Regions from separate parts of the Homo sapiens genome. Here region 1 is linked to region 2. A link is a contact called in ENCODE Hi-C or POLR2A ChIA-PET data. All regions are on one chromosome and are shown on one strand. Each heading gives the region's core, a stretch centred on a gene start or an enhancer-like site at or near the end of the contact. The rest is flanking DNA. Distances are from core to core; before and after follow the strand shown. Region 1 holds the start of USPL1 (ubiquitin specific peptidase like 1). Region 2 overlaps MTUS2 (microtubule associated scaffold protein 2).

Evidence for each region. A loop is a pair of places that touch in the nucleus more often than their neighbours do. ChIA-PET counts read pairs that join two places held with the same protein, here RNA polymerase II (POLR2A).
Region 1: a loop to region 2 is called in a map of ascending aorta, with 6 times the contacts of the local background. The contact joins the promoter of USPL1 here to the enhancer-like site in region 2. A Hi-C loop is called at or near these places in 2 of 168 maps with a recorded cell type or tissue (OCI-LY7 and ascending aorta). POLR2A ChIA-PET finds 5 or more read pairs at or near these places in 1 of 52 experiments (OCI-LY7).

What each region holds. Positions count from the first base shown.
Region 1 is chr13:30,615,781-30,619,231 of GRCh38, reverse strand. USPL1 (ubiquitin specific peptidase like 1) reads right to left here and starts at 1,312. Exons shown (of 9, transcript NM_005800.5): 1 at 1,176-1,312. It also overlaps a transcript of HMGB1 not described here. RefSeq lists enhancers at 1,235-1,284, 1,305-1,634, 1,685-1,824, 1,845-1,914.
Region 2 is chr13:29,434,270-29,437,532 of GRCh38, reverse strand. The region is part of intron 8 of MTUS2 (microtubule associated scaffold protein 2); the gene reads right to left. Among named protein-coding and RNA genes, the nearest start is that of MTUS2-AS1, 52 kb to the left of the region's middle. RefSeq lists a silencer at 2,854-2,953. Within about 2 kb of position 1,830, at least 11 of the 41 ENCODE cell types and tissues checked have a DNase peak (open chromatin) inside an H3K27ac peak, as active enhancers do; they include OCI-LY7 and ascending aorta, where a contact is called at or near this core.

The DNA.
Region 1 (3,451 bases), core at 63-2,562, 1.2 Mb before region 2:
TCTTCCAAATACAATTCACTTTGACTTACATACAAAATCCCGGGGGGGATTTTACAACTTAATTTGACCCTAAGTAACTGCTCTTCCTCCCTTCAAAAACAATCTGCTCCTCCTTCCCATATCTCACTTAAATGTGGGCGTCTCCATCCTTCCAAACACACAGACTAGAAAGTCTTGAGTTGTTCCCTATTCTTTATTTCCCTCTTCGCACAGTAAGTCACCAAATTCTGTGGACAGTTCTTTGGAAAGGTCTCAAATCTCTACCTCTTTCCCTTCCATATCACTGTCAAAATGATGCCTCTACAAGTCTGAGCCTGTCAATGCTTAGTTTAAAATTCTCTATTTACTCTAGCCTGATTACAGCAAACTCCGTCCAAACAGCCCAATATAACCTAAAGGTAGTATTATGACCTAAAGCTCATTGTACTGTGAAACCAACCTAGCTTTCCAGTTCTGTCTTCCTCAACTCTACTTCACCCCCAGCATCTTTCTTCTAACATCCCCTTTTCATACTTCTGTGAACCACTTATACTCCAGAAGCCTTAATGTGAATTATTAGCCCAGCATGAACCCAGTTAGATAGCACAATGAACGTGTCAAGGTGGCCCTGGGAATCGCAAAAAGTATTCAATTAAACTTAATTCACACTCCTGTGTGCAAAATGGAGAAACCCAGGGAAACAGCTGTTCGAAGAGGGGGCCTTAAACCCACCCATTTGAGCTCGCCCTCCGAGAGCGAGTAGGCTCGGCACGTGAACTGTCAAAAGCGAGGCCACAACCGACCTGGAAGCCGAGGAACAGGGTCAGCTTTCTGCACCCAGCCCTGTCAGGTACCAAACCCAACTGTCTTGAATCAGAGACGAACAGGACCAAAGGAGGTGAGTTTCAACACCCAAACTAAGAAGCCGAAGGAGGCGCAGGGTCCGTTAACCCTGCCCATCTCCACGCTCCTTGGAAAACGAAAACAAACTCTGGTTTCTCTTCAGCGTTCACCTCTCTGCGCCCAAACGGATCTGTAAGTCCAACTCTATACCTTAATCATCAACCTTTCCCACTTGAACCCCGTCCCAGCCCAGCCCATCCTTTCAGCGCGCCGACTACCCCATAGGTCATCCCAGCTCTGTCTCTTTTCCCAATTTCGAGAGCGGAAAGAAACCCCTCCCTCTTCTCCCTTACCTGCCGCGGGCACTCCCCTTCTTGGTACCGGGTCGATCGGAACTCCTGTTCCAGCTTGATCTCCACCCTAGTTGCAACGTTCAACCCACGTTCCCCTCGGACTGCTCCTCCCCCACTCGCGTCTCCACTAGGAAGGCGGCTTCCGGCTTGAGTCCGCGGCAAAAGAGTCCTCCTTCCTGCTGCACGCTGGGCCTGAAAGGACGGTGGCGTGGCGGGGAAGGTGAAGACGTGAGCACTTCCGGTCGCCCTCCGCAGAGGCGTGGCTGTCCGCCCTGTGGCCGCAGACGCAGTTGCGACTGCGGCGACGAGGAGGGGCGGGGCCGGTGGCTGCTGAGCCCGCCATGTGTGAGTGGCTGGGTTTGGGGAGGCGACGTTTCTGGAAGCTGCTGGAAAGCGCCCGAGTGGCGGAGGTGGCGCCAGCGGCCAGGGGGTGGGGCGTGATTAAAACTAGTGCGCGGCTTTCTGCGGAGGGATTACGCTGACGAAAGAGACCTGCTTGCGCGTCGCTGTTCCGTGGTCCGCGCGAGCGTGGTCGGGAGCCGCTGGTTCCTGGGGTGACCCGCGGAGGTGGGAGAGGGAAGGGCTTCCGAAGCCGGCGGGGGTGCCATGGACCCTCTCCGCCGGCGCGGCCTTCACAGCTGGGCCGCGCCGGGCATCCGTAGTCCGCTCTCCCAAAGCCTCGGTGGAGCTGAAGCTGCCACAGAGTGCATGTTCACAAAGGGTCATCACACACGGAGCTGCCCCTCCCTGTCTCCCTAGAGCCCATCTTCGAGGCCAGGGGCTTTTCTACCAGGATTCTGGGGTGTTTCTCCTCCTTTCCTCCCTCCCAGATCTTCTCACGGTAAGGGGAGCAGCGAAAGCGCAGGGACTTTGCATTCCACGACCCGTTCTGACTAGTCAACAGCCGATCTGTCCCTGCTGCTCTAATTCCAGCTGCCCTGCCTTGTTTTAACTTCAGAGAAAGGGGGAGTTCTCATTTGATAAGTTTAAGCCTTTGCTTTCGTAGGAAGGTCATGTGGCTTAAGGGACATCGTGACCGCGTATGCTATTTCTGCCTGTGCATTCTAAATCTTGGGGGCAGCATATTCCAGAAGTCCTTTTGGTCGATTGGTTCTGTGTCCTAGGATAACAATTTGTAGTTTCTGACCATTTCTTTACAGAAAAACCACAATTGGTATTTTGGACTGCGGGGTTTTTTAGTGGTCTCAAACTAAATGATTATATTCTGGAATAATGCTGACAATTTGGATAGGGTGGTGTGGAGGAAACAAGTCTCGTGTAGAAGAAATTATTTAGTAAAAAGGATTTTAGTTTTTGGTACTTCTGAATGCAAATGGCCAAGGAATCCAGCAGTTTGTTGGGGTTTCTCCAGACAAAAATAGGCTGGTTAGTTTGTTTACCTTTTTCTGTTGCTTTACTAGATTGTTAATGTATTTGTATATTTAAGATCTAGCTAGTTAGGTTTTTCTTTTTTATGAATTGTGATTAAAATTGGAGAAAGTAGTACTTCCTCCTGAAATAGACAAAACTCAGAGGGTTGTTTTCTTGTTCACCACTGCTACTTCCATTTTTAGAATGGAATACACTATTTGTAAAAAACAAACTTGCTGAGTATTAACTCATAAATTGAACAAAACAATTGGTTCAGTTAAAATGTAGCTAAAATTGTAAGACTGCAAAACAACATCACCAAACTGAATTGTATTTTTTAAAACGTTGTCTGCAAAGTTGAATTTTAGTCTTTCAGTGTAAATTTGGTATTTTTTCAGAAGAAAAATTAGTAACAGAAACAAAATGGAGGCGGGGCTTGAGTTGTAAAGAGAAAGGAAGGGATTTTAGTGTGTTCTGTGTTTTCGCTCTAGAGCTTTTTCCTCTTGTAAAAGGTAGTACAAGACTTATAAAGGGAAGAACTTTGGTACAGGAGATCAGCAGAGATTGACTAGAAAACCCCTTTCGTTTATATTATAGAGTAACGGTCCCAAGTTGAGAATACTGTATACATTTCTGGTTATTCCTATATATTTGAAATGCTTTTTTCTACATATCCTGGTCCCAGAGAGAGTGCAGTACCTTCCAGTGGGATTAAAGCTAATTGCGTCCATCGCTTGTCAGCAGTGTGGGACAGAAATTTTATTGACCTATTTCCAGTTATAAACTCACATGATTTAAAGGGAGGAAGCTTTTATTAAATTAATAACTAACGAACAGCTGCAGTAGTTCAGTGCTTCTGTATGATTAGGATTTTCTCTTTTTTTCTCTCATTTTAGCCACTCACG
Region 2 (3,263 bases), core at 581-3,080:
ATTCTAACAGCAGTATAATATGACCAGATGACAATCAATGTGTTCCTGTAGGTTAAGCAAATTTGGTATTTTGGAGAGCACTAATTTTGGTACTGACCCTGAAATAATCTTAACCTAGTGGAAAAACCAACTTGCTTTTACTGTCAAGAATAGTTCTGAATACTCATATTCTCTAATTCCTAAACACGTTCCTAAATAATTATCTAAACACAGCCAGAGAATTGAAATAGTATGCTTATCAGTCCAGAAATAGCATTATACAGTGTTCACTCTCAGAGTAATGAGAGTTGCAAAGACTTAGACTGGGCCAGGCAGTGAACAATCAGAAAATAACAAAAACAACAAATCAACTCTAATTTCTAACTGAAAGCCAACATCTCCCCCAGCTCCCTGTCATGGCCCCTGCTGGACGTTATCAGAGTCATGCCCTAGGGATCTCTCACATCATAACAAATCAGTCCACACTCCCAGCCACAGAAGAATCAGGCCTGTGGGGAAGGAGTGGCTGGAAGGCCCTATGAGAGGGACAGGCCTCTTCGGTATGGCGCTGACTATGAGGGAGACTGCTGATGAAGACCTTCAGACTTGTATCACTTTGGTGAAAACCTAATGCTGATGTTTTGTGGTCAGGCCTTCCCTGTCCATCTGTTGCTTTAGGAGAAACACAAATAAGATTGATGGAAACCAAGTGAGAATGTAAAAAAAAAAAAAAAGCAAGAAAAGAAAGGAAGGAAGGGGATGGGGAGAGAGAGAGGCAAGGAAGTGGAAAGGAGATAGAAGTGAGATTAGAGACCTTGTACCATCTCCATTTGGGGAAGCAGAGGCTATTAAAACAGATCACGAAGACCCAATGAAAATGACCCCATCCACCCTTTTGCAAGTTCAGGCTCTAAAACCAGCCAGTTCCAAACTATAGTCATTAGATGGCTTTTCAAGGAAGGGTTGGCTGCCAAAATAAGCAACAAACCTGATGACTCAAATGTCAAGGAAAATAACTTAACTCTGGCAAGTTCTGGCTAAGTATTATTTACTAATTACTACAGGTGATTCATGCTGTCCACCACCAAACACTCTCTGTAGTCCAGGCACAATGTTAGGTAAGCCCTTTATGTCATTTACTCCTCCAGACACTGTCCAGAGCATCCCGGGTCTTATTTCCCTTTATGGAGGAGGAAACTGGGACTCTATGGTGAAGTGGCTGGCCCCTGCACAACCCACCAGGAAATGGCAAAGGCAGGAGTTTCCACCCATCGTCCACACTCTTCATCAAACACGAGCACACCAAGATTTCCCCTCCTAGCCATGCTTAGATAGATGCAACAACAAGATCCAAATTGCACTGAGCCTCGGCCTGGATCTGAGCACTTATTACCATGAAGCTTTTCATGTCTGACTGGGAGAGAGGCAGGGTCCGCTCCTGACTACTCTGTCTCAATGAAAGAATGCCCTGGCTGCATTCACATCCCACTCCACAGCCTGAACTGCCTGTCTGTGTCCTGGGTGTTGTTTTGTGAGTTGCACATTAGTCTGTTTCCAGCGTCTGGACCCATTTCAGCATCGCTTACTTGGGCTATAACTTCTGAGAGAGTAGTTGTTTAGTTTTCCCCACCAGCTTCTAGAAGGATGCTGTCTGATGACCTCTGAATATGTTGCTGCTGAAGATGCTGGCACAGCTCTGCTCTGGCTCGCTGAGGCCAGCCTGCGCAGTTTGGCGACAGCCCTTCCTCCATAAGTGCTTGTTTTTGAAATGATATCAACTCTTCTAATTTATGAATCCTCTGCATAAAGTAAGTTACTTTTTGCTTCCTGCAAGCCAAACCAGAATGACGTAGTACCACCCTGCAATGAAATGAGTCAATAGCTGTGACTGCAGGAACACTGTTCCTTAGGCAAGAGTGAACTTAAAGGAATCTTCCATTTACTGCTCTTTGCCTCAAAAAGTTATTCCTCCATCCATCAAGGTTCAACAGAATCCAGTGTGATCTTGCAAGGCCCTTAGGTTCTGTTGAACACCCGGGACTCCCTTGGAAAGGATCTCAAGTCATTACTCCCCTCCATTCCCCAAACTATGCCTGGTCTGGGTGATGACACTGTGGGTTGACTGAAATATGATCAAGGCCTCCTCTAAGGGCCCAGGGTTAGATCAGTGCCTCTCTAAATGGGGGATGAGTGGAAAATTCCTAATGAGTGCCAAGTACATGAGCTCCTGTTTTCACTCAAGAGGGCTAAAAATAGAACTCAGTGTTAATCATCCAAACTGTCCTGGTGATATAGTCCAGAAATTGCAAAGCCTAACGAGGCCACTCCTCTAAAATTCTGTTTATTCTATGACAGGCTTCACTGGAAACTGACACTTTAAGAACATTTATCTAAGCCCCAAAACAGCAGCTGTTTCTTCTTAGCTACCTCTTTCATTTGTTCATGTACCGCTCTCCTTTGCACGCTGAGTTCTCCATTCATTCTGGTGTGGTCTATCTCTTATTCACAGATGGAATGCAAGACAAGCTACTCCTATGAAACATCCAACTCACTCCCTGTACATCTTGCCTTAAACATACCCCTGCAAGTCTGCTACAGTGAAGCCTACACTTCTTTTTAGACATGGCTCCCAATCTAAGACTTTTTGCAAACTCGCGGGGATATTGCCTTTCACTTTTCCTTGCTAGAGCAGCCTTGCAAAGCAGACAACCCACTAATCATCCCATTAACCTCAAGCAATCAGATGTGTGGCCAAAGCCCAGGCAAGCCTGCCATACTCTGTTATTTTAACATGTGTGGTCAATGGGCGTTATCTCTTCTGATGGTTGATGCTACCCCGTGAAGCTGGTGGTAATGGGAAGTGAAAACGCCTGTCCTTGTTAGCATCATCCGTGTGATTCTCTGCTTGGGCATCAGCCACCTGTGCCACTCCTCAAATTAGAAACCAACAGAACAGCTATTTACTACTAAAACTGAACGCTGGGTAAATCTGAGGTGCTTTCACCCCAGTTCATCCAGAAATAGGAAATGTATACCAAATAACACATACTCACTGAGTGCCTACTATGTGCCTGGCAGACATTTCTGCTCTCAAGAAGCTTGACGTCCAGAGAGTCAGTAAATGGATGAACAATTACAGAACACTGTGATCTAACCCAGCAGGGCAAGGCTGTCTTGGAGATTTAAACTGAGAGCAGCAGCATATGCAGAGAGCACCCCAGGCAAAATAGCACCTGGGACTTTTTGGGAACCTCTCTCAGCCCATCAGATGGGCCCCTTTTCCC